Regions from separate parts of the Homo sapiens genome. Here all the other regions are linked to region 1. Evidence: chromatin contacts called from ENCODE Hi-C or POLR2A ChIA-PET data. All regions are on one chromosome and are shown on one strand. The core of a region is the stretch at or near the end of the contact, and the rest is flanking DNA. Distances in the headings are between cores, read along the strand shown. Region 1 has its middle 28 kb from the start of TUBA1A. Region 2 holds the start of TUBA1C (tubulin alpha 1c). Region 3 holds the start of KMT2D (lysine methyltransferase 2D). Region 4 overlaps DHH (desert hedgehog signaling molecule).

Evidence for each region. Hi-C counts contacts between places; a loop is a spot of excess contacts on that map. ChIA-PET counts read pairs that join two places held with the same protein, here RNA polymerase II (POLR2A). Pooled maps may share reads with other maps.
Region 2: a pooled map shows a loop between it and region 1 (2.4-fold over the local background). The contact joins the promoter of TUBA1C here to the enhancer-like site in region 1. A Hi-C loop is called at or near these places in 2 of 50 pooled maps. POLR2A ChIA-PET finds 5 or more read pairs at or near these places in 9 of 52 experiments (A673, H1, IMR-90 and 6 more).
Region 3: a loop to region 1 is called in a pooled map, with 2.1 times the contacts of the local background. The contact joins the promoter of KMT2D here to the enhancer-like site in region 1. A Hi-C loop is called at or near these places in 2 of 50 pooled maps. POLR2A ChIA-PET finds 5 or more read pairs at or near these places in 5 of 52 experiments (CD8-positive, alpha-beta memory T cell, MCF 10A, OCI-LY7 and 2 more).
Region 4: a loop to region 1 is called in a pooled map, with 2.4 times the contacts of the local background. The contact joins two enhancer-like sites. A Hi-C loop is called at or near these places in 2 of 50 pooled maps. POLR2A ChIA-PET finds 5 or more read pairs at or near these places in 2 of 52 experiments (B cell and endothelial cell of umbilical vein).

What each region holds. Positions count from the first base shown.
Region 1 is chr12:49,159,402-49,161,911 of GRCh38, reverse strand. No RefSeq gene overlaps it. Among named protein-coding and RNA genes, the nearest start is that of TUBA1A, 28 kb to the left of the region's middle. Within about 2 kb of position 1,256, at least 3 of the 41 ENCODE cell types and tissues checked have a DNase peak (open chromatin) inside an H3K27ac peak, as active enhancers do.
Region 2 is chr12:49,263,828-49,266,337 of GRCh38, reverse strand. It overlaps TUBA1C (tubulin alpha 1c), which reads right to left and starts at 1,256. Exons shown (of 4, transcript NM_032704.5): 1 at 1,154-1,256. The coding sequence starts at 1,156. RefSeq lists silencers at 627-840, 1,195-1,454, 1,495-1,934 and an enhancer at 905-1,064.
Region 3 is chr12:49,059,537-49,062,046 of GRCh38, reverse strand. KMT2D (lysine methyltransferase 2D) reads left to right here and starts at 1,253. Exons shown (of 55, transcript NM_003482.4): 1 at 1,253-2,434. RefSeq lists an enhancer at 1,186-1,435 and silencers at 1,486-2,105, 2,267-2,510.
Region 4 is chr12:49,087,082-49,089,591 of GRCh38, reverse strand. It overlaps DHH (desert hedgehog signaling molecule), which reads left to right. Exons shown (of 3, transcript NM_021044.4): 3 at 1-2,510. Among named protein-coding and RNA genes, the nearest start is that of DHH-AS1, 3.8 kb to the left of the region's middle. RefSeq lists enhancers at 1,291-1,340, 1,381-1,450. Within about 2 kb of position 1,256, at least 2 of the 41 ENCODE cell types and tissues checked have a DNase peak (open chromatin) inside an H3K27ac peak, as active enhancers do.

The DNA of each region.
Region 1 (2,510 bases), core at 7-2,506:
TAGCATCTTTGTAATCTGATACCTCCAAATAATACGTGATATATCTCTCAGTACATTAATCATAATATCTTCATAATATCTCTCAATAAAGATACTATTTTCTTGCAGATGTCTTGTTCTTTTGTTGTTATTGTTGTTGGTGTTAGTGTGAAAGAAAATAGAATCTTGGGACCCCAAACTCACTATGCCAAAGGGACATTAAGCTTGAGAGCTGAATTACTGCATTCCTTTTGTTACCAGATAGCTGTAATTTCACAATCCTGTACCATAGCCTCATTTCCTCTACTTCCCCTTTTCACATGTAAAATGTCAATTTACTGAGGCTAATCAGAGCCTCACAAGAATGTAACAATTCGCCTCACTACCTACCCTACCTCCCGTTTTCCCCCTCCTGCTTGCTCTTTCTCCTTTAAATAATGAAGTTCCCTGCCAGGTATGGTGGCTCACACCTGTAATCCCAGCACTTTGGGAAGCCAAGGTGGACGGATCACCTGAGGTCAGGAGTTCAAGACCAGCCTTGCCAACGTGGTGAAACCCTGTCTAAAGGGGGTTTTGGGAATTCTTAAATTCTAATCGTTTATATGTAAATTTTGCGGACAATTTTTGCATACATGTCATGATGTTACCAGTGGAGGGTGTCCAGGTCCCTGGTGTCTTAAACAAAGATTTGGACAAAATGTACAAAGTAAGGAAAGAATGAAGCAACAAAAGCAGAGATTTGTTGAAAATGAAAGTACACTCCACAGGGTGGGAGCAGGCCAAACATAGGGGCTCAAGGGCTCAGTTACAGAATTTTCCTGGGTTTAGGGTGTGGTGGCTCATGCCTGTAATCCCAGCACTTTGGGAGGCCAAGGTGGGCAGATCACCTGAGGTTGGGAATTCAAGGCCAGCCTCACCAACACAGAGAAACCCTGTCTCTACTAAAAAATACAAAAATTAGCCAGGCATGGCCCGTGGTGGGTGCCTGTAACCCCGGCTACTCAGGAGGCTGAGGCAGGAGAATCTCTTGAACCCAGGAGGCGGAGGGTGCAGTGAACTGAGATCGCACCATTGCACTCCAGCCTGGGTGTCAGAGTGAGACTCTGTCTCAAAAAAAAAAAAAAAAAAAGAAAGAAAGGAAGAAAAAAGAATTTTCTGGGGTTTACATCCCCTCTAGAGGTTCCCACTGGTTACTTGGTGTACGCCCTATGTAAATGAGGAGGATATTTTTTGTCATAGCTGAAGTGTTTTCATTTTCATTTGATTTAGTTCTAGGAAGTCCTTAGGTTCCCTGCCTCTAGTCCCTATTCTCCTGCCTCAGTGAGTGGTGCAAGGTTAGAGATAAGCAGGTCCTTGCATGTTTGTGTCTTTCCACAGTGTCAGGCTTTTACTGATGCTATTGCAATCACAAAAGCCAGGAGCTACACGGAGTTCCCAAGGGGGCAATCTCCTTAGTACTGTTACAGTAGGTAGTTAGACAGGCAAGAGCAGGGCAGGAGAGGGCTCCCTGCACCCACCAGGAATGTCAGGTGACCAATGGTCAGGCAGTTGTCACACTACCTATCTAAAATAATTGGTCACAGCCAGTACCAGGGAGAGGCAGTTTCCCAACAGATAAACACCTGAAATTGGTAATCAGCAGCTTCCGTAAGATCTAAGGAACTGGGCGAGTGGGCTCGAGCATGCACATTAAGAGGCAAAATGGAGGCATATGACCTTCCAGGGCATTCCACCAGAAAAGGGAAGAAAACCTCAGGTGAATATGTTTACAACTCCAGTAAACACACTGCGCATGCTCACCTGCCAGGCGTTAGTAGGCCACTGTGCATGTGGGCAGCTCACCCTAAGGCAAGAATGAAGGGAAAGGGGCACAAAATACTAGAAGTAGACCAGCATATGAAATCCAAGGTCTGGACCGGGCCCAGTGGCTCATGCCTATAATCCCAGCACTTTGGGAGGCCAAGGAGGGTGGATCATTTGAGGTCAGGAGTTCAAGACCAGCCCGGCCAATATGGTGAAGCCCTGTCTCTATTAAAAATACAAAAATTAGGGCTGGGCACGGTGGCTCACGCCTGTAATCCTAACACTTTGGGAGGCTGAGGTGGGCGGATCACGAGGTCAGGAGATGGAGACCATCCTGGTTAACATGGTGAAACCCGGTCTCTACTAAAAATACAAAAAATTAGCCAGGCGTGGTGGCAGGTGCCTGTAGTCCCAGCTACTCAGGAGGCTGAGGCAGGAGAATGGTGTGAACCCGGGAGACGGAGCTTGCAGTGAGCCAAGATCGCGCCACTGCACTCCAGCCTGGGCAACAGAGCGAGACTCCATCTCAAAAAAAAAAAAATACAAAAATGAGCCAGAGCACAGTGGCTCACACCTGTAATCCCAGCACTTTGCAAGGCCGAGGCAGGCGGATCATGAGGTCAGGAGATCAAGACCATCCTGGCTAACACGGTGAAACCTCATCTCTACTAAAAATACAAAAAAAAATTAGCCAAGGGTGGTGGCGGGTGCCTGTACTCCCAGCTACT
Region 2 (2,510 bases), core at 7-2,506, 100 kb before region 1:
CTGCCTCAGCCTCCCGAGTAGCTGAGACTACAAGCGCCTGCCACCACGCCCAGCTAATTTTTTTTTTTTTTTTTTTAGTAGAGACGGGGTTTCACCGTGTTAGCCAGGATGGTCTCGATTTCCTGATCTCGTGATCCACCAGCCTCAGCCTCCCAAAGTGCTGGGATTACAGGCGTGAGCCACCGCGCCGGGCCGGGTTTGCGTTTTTTTGAGACAGTTTCGCTCTGTCGTCCAGACTGGAGTGCAGTAGCGCGATCTCGGCTCAGGGAAACCTACGCCTCCTGGGTTCAAGCGATTTTCCTGCCTCAGCCTCCCGAGTAGCTGGGATTACCGGCGCGCGCCACCACGCCCAGCGTTTTTTTTTGTTTTTTTTTTTTTTTAAAGTAGAGACGGGGTTTCACCATGTTCGCCAGGTTTGTCTCGAACAAGTGCTGGGATTACAGGCGTGAGCCACTGCGCCGGGCCAACTCTGGTTTTATAAGAAAATATCCTTTTGTGGACGTGTTTTTAAACCCGGCTTAAGTAGAAAGCTTCAGCTATAAACCTACCACTAGATTAACACCAGAAATGCAGGATTAGGCAACGTGAAAGTTAATTATTCCCTTCCAAGGAGGTGCCTGCCTCCATTCTCAAGTGGACTGGCGCAGTTGGAAGCTCTCCCCAGGGCAGGGCCACAGGTGACTCAGCAGCGAGTCACTGGGCGCTGGAGAGGGGGAGCCAGGAAGTGCTGCACCGTCGGTGCGGGAGCGCACGAGGGCCTCCGGGGCCCAGTTTGTAAGGCAGTAGGAAGGAGAGGTCGCTTGAGAAAACGTGGGGAGGGATTTTTAGTTTAAGTTCTTGGAGGCCAATGAGCAGGCTCCCTGACCTTCCTCCCTAGGGCAGTAGCGGGCCCTGCGGGGAAAGCCCTCACTAGGATCAAGAGGGCTTTCCATTTCCACTGATGGCCGCACCCGGGCCAGGTTTTCCGGCCCGAACTGGTGTCTGCCAAGTGAACTCGACCTTCCAGCCCGGCCGCCACAAGCCAGGTTAACCGGAGGGGCCCGGGGTAGTCTGGAGCTGTCCTGGGCGCGGCCCGAGGTGCAGGCAGTAGTTTCCGGGCCCGCCGTCCCCTGGGACGCGCACTCTTCCCCAGCCCCGAGGGAACCCCACTCACCATGACTAGAACTTGAAGGGGTCTGCGGCGGTGAAGGAGGCGAAGGGACGGCAACAAGGATCTCCCACTAACAGACTACCAAGGAGTCCGGGGGAGAAGTAGTGAAAGGGTGGCCGGCCCCGAAGGGCCTTATATACCCGGTCCCCGGCCACGTGTCGGGAGGGCGGGCCCCAGACCCCGCCCCGTGCCGCTGCGGCCCCACCTTCGAGCCCTGGCCTGCGCCCGGCCGCACCCGCGGAGTGGGGGCGCGCGGCGCTGATTGGCGGATTCAAAAGTTCAAACCAAACTCGTCGGAAGGAGCCAGGAGCAGGAAGAGGAGGAAGGGGAGGAAGGGGAGGAAGGGGAGGAAGGGGAGGAAGGGGAGGAAGGGGAGGAAGGGGAGGAAGGGCAGGAAGGGCTCTGGGGCTGGAGAATGGGCCGGGACAGGGACAGAGGTGTCCACTGGGAGGAGGGAGCAGGCCGGACGTCTGCCCCGTCCCCGGTGGGTGCGGGGGCGTCAGGTGGGCAAAACCCCAGCGAGGGGAAGCTCCAGGTAAGAGGGCGACCGCGCCCAGGAGGGAAGCCCTTACTGCACCGCCCCGGCCTCGCCCCCGGTCCCCGCGGCTGCGCTCCCTACGCCGCCGGGGAGGCGCCGACGCCGGGACCAGGCTGCGGGTTCCGCCTCGGAGTCCTGGCTGCCGGGCACCCCGGCTGGGCCCGCGGGCGCCCGCTCCCCTCGCCGCTGAGGGCTGTCCAGAGAGAGGGCTTGCTCCCCACTCTAGGTCTGAATCACCACGAACGCGCCTTAAACTCTATTCCCACCTTTTTGGTTGCTTTTCCTTACGTCCTCTTTAAATGAGCCTTTGGCTTCTAACAGTCTCCTCCCGATAGGCGCAAAAGCAGTTTTTTCAGTTCATTAGGATAATGAATAGCTTACATTTTTTGATTGCTAACTATGCAGAGTAGTTGGCTTTTTTTTTTTTTTTGAGACGGAGTCTCGTTCTGTCACCCAGGCTGGAGTGCAGTGGCGCGATCTCAGCTCACTGCAACCTCTGCCTCCCGGGTTCAAGCGATTCTCCTGCCTCAGCCTCCTGAGTAGCCGAGACTACAGGCGCGTGCCACCACACCTGGCTAAATTTTTGTATTTTTAGTAGAGACGGGGTTTCACAGTGTTAGCTAGGATGGTCTCGATCTCTTGACCTCGTGATCCGCCCGCCTCGGCCTCCCAAAGTGCTGGGAATACAGGCGTGAGCCACCGCGCCTGGCCGAGTAGTTGGCTTTTCATATCACATGATCACATTTCATCCATATGACAAACTCTATGAATTATTATCCCTAGTTTACAGATGAGGAAAGTAGAGCTCCGAGGAATTAAACC
Region 3 (2,510 bases), core at 4-2,503, 100 kb after region 1:
CTCTACTAAAAATACAAAAAAGTAGCCGGGTCTGGTGGTGTGCGCCTGTAATCCCGGCTACTAGGGAGGCTGAGGCAGGAGAATCGCGTGAACCAGGGAGGCGGAGGTTGCAGTGAGCCGAGATCGCACCACTGAACTCCAACCCGGACGACAGTGCGAGACTCTGTCTCAAAAAATAAAAAAAGTTCTCTTGGACAGCATCGTAAACCCTTTCCTCACAAAGCTGGCATTGGATCGAATCTGCCTGCCTCTTTCTCCACATCTTCTTTTAAAAAAACGTAGTATAATTATTTGTAATCCTAGGAAAAACGTGGCCTTTGGTTTGAATAATGGCTCAACTTCTCACTAGATGTAGTTCTGTGGGCAATTTTACCTATTGTAGCCTTAATCTTCATCTGTAATATGGAGATAATTCCATGTAACTCATAATGAAGGCGAGGAATAACTAAGAATATATAAAGTATCTGGACATAGTTAATTTGTCTCCTTTTGTCCACCCCATGTGTGCGTTGATGCAGAAGAGGCATTCCAATGTTTTCTCATCCAGACTTATGGTGGGGGGGTGGTGCCTGCAAAGAGTATGTTTTGCGATCTTGTCCAGGACAGTACTCCGGCCAGGTAGCAGCGAGGCTACCTCAGTTTACTAAAAAAGGGACACGGGTACTGAATATCTGGAAGGACTGGAGGTGGGAGTGGGGGCACCCTGAAAAGGGAGGCTCTACCTTTATGTTTCGATGGGGAGGTGTGTATAGTGACTGTGTGGGCACCGACAGTCCTTCCTCACACGGGGGACTGGGAGTCAGGAGGAACGACTAGGGACTCGTCCAGTTTTCTTCGGGTCCCCAAACGTGGCAAGAGTCCACCCTCTGCAGCGCCAGGCGCCGTACCTCACTTTCTCCATTTGCGGACTCCAGTTCCCAGGATGCTGAGCAGCGGCCAATCTCCTGGCTCTTCTTCCATCCCCCTCCCGGGAAAGACTGCCCCTGGCCAAAGCAAGGGGCAGTTGGAACTTCAGGGACCAACGACTGCAAGGGTATGGAATTAGACAGCGGCCAGAGTCCTAGTTTCGCGGCCTGGGCGGTAAATGAGGCGGCTCCAGGGCCGCGGCGGAGAGGAGGGGGGCTTCGTTCCCACGTGTCTGCCCTGCTGCCGGCCCGGCGCGGTCGGGGTTAACCCGGAGCGGAAGGATCCCGCAGCGTGTGCGTAGAACTGCAGAGTCACAGCCTTTCCTCCGAGAGGGCGGGATCCCTCCGCCGCTCCGCTCCAACACAAAATAGGGCCGCCTCTTCTCCTTTCTCCCCCTCTCGAGTGGGGTGCCCCGGGCAAAAGGCCCCCCCGGATCTAGCGCCGAAGGCTTCACGAATCTTCACGACCGCTGCCCAGCTCTTGGGCCAGGAAATAGCCCCTTCGCAGGAACCACCCTACCGGCCGAACAGGAGGCGGAGGGGGGGAGGCGGAGCGGCGCCGCGCTGCACTACTTTCCTCTCCGGTTGCAAATGGCTGCCTCGTTCCCCACTTTCCGCTCAGTTTCCTGACCCCCCGGTGCCGGGAGCCGGGGTTGGGCCATGCACCTCTAGGCCGCCTGCGATCACAGTCAGCCGGGGGTCGAGGGGGTGCCACCGACCAGAGCCGGCCAGGCCGGGGGCGGGGCAGCTCCCGAGGCCAGAGGGGAAGGGAGGCGAGCGCAGGGCCTGGAGCGGCCGGAGGGGAGCGGGCAGAGGGCTCGCACCGCCCGCCCCTTCCTTTTCCTCGCCTACCTAGCCTCCTCCCTTCCCCGGGGGGAGCAGAAGGTGGGGGGCTCGAAGCCGCCGAGGGTGAGCGCTCGGGGTCGAGAAGCCCGGCGCTGGGTGTGTGTCAGGTTCAGCCCCGCGGCCCCGCCGGCCCCGCGTCGCCGTAGCTCGCGCGGCCCCGGGCGCCGGCCGGGGCGGGGAGAGGGGCTCGGCGCTCCTGCGAGGGTCTCACGTTCCATCCGGGCCAGGCGCGGGGCGGCGCGGCATTCCTTCCGGGCTGCTGGGGAGGCGCCTCGACGTTCCATCTGGAGAGCCTCGACGTTCCGCCCGAGCCCGGCGCGGGCGGCCGGGGCGCTGGCCGGGCCCTAGGACTGAGAGGCCGCCCGGCGACGCGGATGCGGAGCCTGCTCGCCCAAGATCAAAGCCACCGGTGCTCTCTTTGTGTCCGCTCGGGATTCGCCGCCCTGGGGCTGTCCATGGAAACCTAAACTGCTGGAACCTGAGGCAGAGAACCCCTCTTTGGCTTCTTGCTGTTTTTTTGTGGGGGGAGGGTGGCCACTCCGACCTGGATTTACCGTTCTTGGCCCCCCTAAGCCCCCCCGTGCGGGGGGCGGCTGTGATCGCTCTGGCGGTTGGAGGTCGGGGAGCGGCCCGGGCTCTGGCCATGTTCTCGGATGAGGATTTCTGGATCGCCCTGTGAAGAGGTGAGTGAAGTCCGCCCGGCCAGGGCCCAGAAAGGGTTGGACTGGGGGCACAGCCAGATGGACTATCTTAGCCGGA
Region 4 (2,510 bases), core at 7-2,506, 72 kb after region 1:
TTTATTTCTTATTTATAAATTGTAATATAATGATTCCCTTGCCCAGCTTGCCAAGGTGAGGGGCTGGGGCATGGCATTAACACTGTCTGACACAGCCAGCCAGTCTGACATCTGACGTTTTCCTGCAAGGTGGGCTAATAAAGGGAAGGCTTTCAGGAGCTTACTGGAAAACACTTCCATTCAGAGGGTGATTCACCTCCAGAGAGGGGGATAAAGGTGGCCAACCTGAGTTAACAGCTTACTTCCGGCTCCCCCTCCTTCCTCAGCAGGGTCTTTGGGACCCTTTTCCTCCCTTCAGAAGGGGCATCCCAACCCATAAGCAACAGAGCCCACAAGAGTCGTACCCTTTTCCAGGCTGCTGTTTCCGTCTCCCATCCAGAGAGGACCAGCATTTCGCTCCTGCGGCTGAAGGGTCCAGGGTTGTCCCAGGTGGGAAAGACTGTGCACACCTCTTCTCTGTTTATAGGGGCTCCAGCAGGGGCTCAGGCCCCTATGAGTACTGATACTCAAAGCATCTAGTCCCCTATTGTTAGCCAGTAGTCCTGGTCCCCATCCTACCTTGGTGGCAGGGCCTGGATGGGGTGGATGTTTTTTCTGATATGCCACTGGGCCAACTGATGATCCATGGGAAACCTGGGTAATAATTTGCAATCGTCGCATAGTCATGGCCTGAAAAAGGAAGGGGGGCACAGTAAGAGGCTGGAATATTTCCTTACTGAAGGGCTGCTCAGAGAGAGAGAATGGATTCAGCCTGGGTGTATGTGGGGGAAGTAGATTCCCTAAACAAGGGCATATCAGCATTACAACCCGAGCTCCCCTCCTGATCGCTGGCCCTGATTGTTGTTTCTACTGGCTTGGTCTTCAGCGCCTCCTCCTCCCTCTCCCATTATCACCAGCTCTACTTCCCTAGCCTGGGTGTTTTTGGAACCTTTAGGTTCCAACGCAGTAGACACCTGGAATCCAGGCAGGCAGGTGCCCCTGAGTTAGGAATGGAAGCTCTGGAGGAAGCTGGGCTGCTCCAGAAGGGAAGTGTCTTGGGTGGAGGTGAGGCGGGGAGGAGGAAATAGTCGGGGGTTGTTGGTACCACCCGGAGCTCGCCCTTGCCAGTAGCCGCTGTGCGCTCCCATCGCACAGGGTCCCTGCTATACACCGCCCTCTGGTGGCCTTCAAGAGAATTCTAGGCCTATGCATATGGTTCTCTGAAACGGAAGGCAAGCGGTCTCAGACATGGAAGGGTGTACTGGACCTGCGCAAAGGAGCCCGCTCCCAGGAGGGAGAGATGATGGGTGGGCCTTGTTAAGCTGCCAGCGCTGAGTCACACATATCAGGAGCTGTCAAGGAGTCCACCTGCTTCTCCTTGGGCAAGTCGTTCCAAACCATGGCACTTTTACATCACTCCTGCCTAGTTTAGCTCTGTGGTTCCTGGAAGCTGCAGATGCCCTACTAGTATACCTGTAGTAGCCCAGACTTCCTTATGTATCAAAGTTGCCGCCTCATGTCCCTCACCCTCATGACCCTTGAGTTCAATTGTCAAGGAGGTGAAAGCATAATAGGGTTCCAGGTAGTGCTTGATAAAGGCAATATTTGGAAGCAGGTCAAGTTTACCTTTGGTGTCCTTCCACCCACTGCTGCCCTCAACCCACACTGAGGCTCTGTTGCCACCTTTGTTTTTCCGGGTCTCAGAAACACATCCCAAGCTGTGGACCTTTCCTACTTTCTAAACCTGCCCTTGTCTCTTTTTATCAGATCTGGTGCCTTCCTGTCATGTCACCACAGGTGATGACTAATCCGATAAATGAATTAGTTGTCCTATGTTGATGGGCTCCTTGGTTTTACTGCCCTTCCCAGGTAATCAGGTAATGCATATATATATACATGTATTTTTTAAAGAGACAGGATCTCGCTCTGTTGCCCACGCTGGAGTGCAGTGGTGTGACCTTGGTCCCCTGTAGCTTCAACCTCCTGGGCTCAAGCAATCCTCCCACCTCAGCCTCTCAAGTAGCTGGGACTACAGGTGCATGCCGCTATGCCTGGCTAATGTTTGTATTTTCTGTAGAGACAGAGTCTTGCTACGTTGCCCAGGCTGGTCTTGAACTCCTGGGCTCCCGCCTTTGCCCCACAAAGTGCTGGAATTACAGGTGTGAGCCCCTGTGCCCAGCAGTAATACATATATCTTACAGTTTTAACCTTTAACCATAAAATCATAATGGTGATGATTCCTAGCACTGTAATAAGTTAGCTAGGGAGATATTTCAGGACAAGGAGAACTCATTGGTTTCCCTTAAACTACATCCTGTAAGTAACTTTCTAGGCTTGAGGCTTACCTCTCAACCCTCACTTCCTCCCTTTATTATCTTTATTCCTTTGAGGCCCCTCCTAACTCTCAAAAAAAAAAAAAATCCATGACTTGCCTTCAAGCGGCAATGCGCACCATCTTGGTGCAGCAGGTGGGCATATTCACTTGGCCATGCAACACCTCCCAATTGCAGCACCTTTCACCATCAACAAAA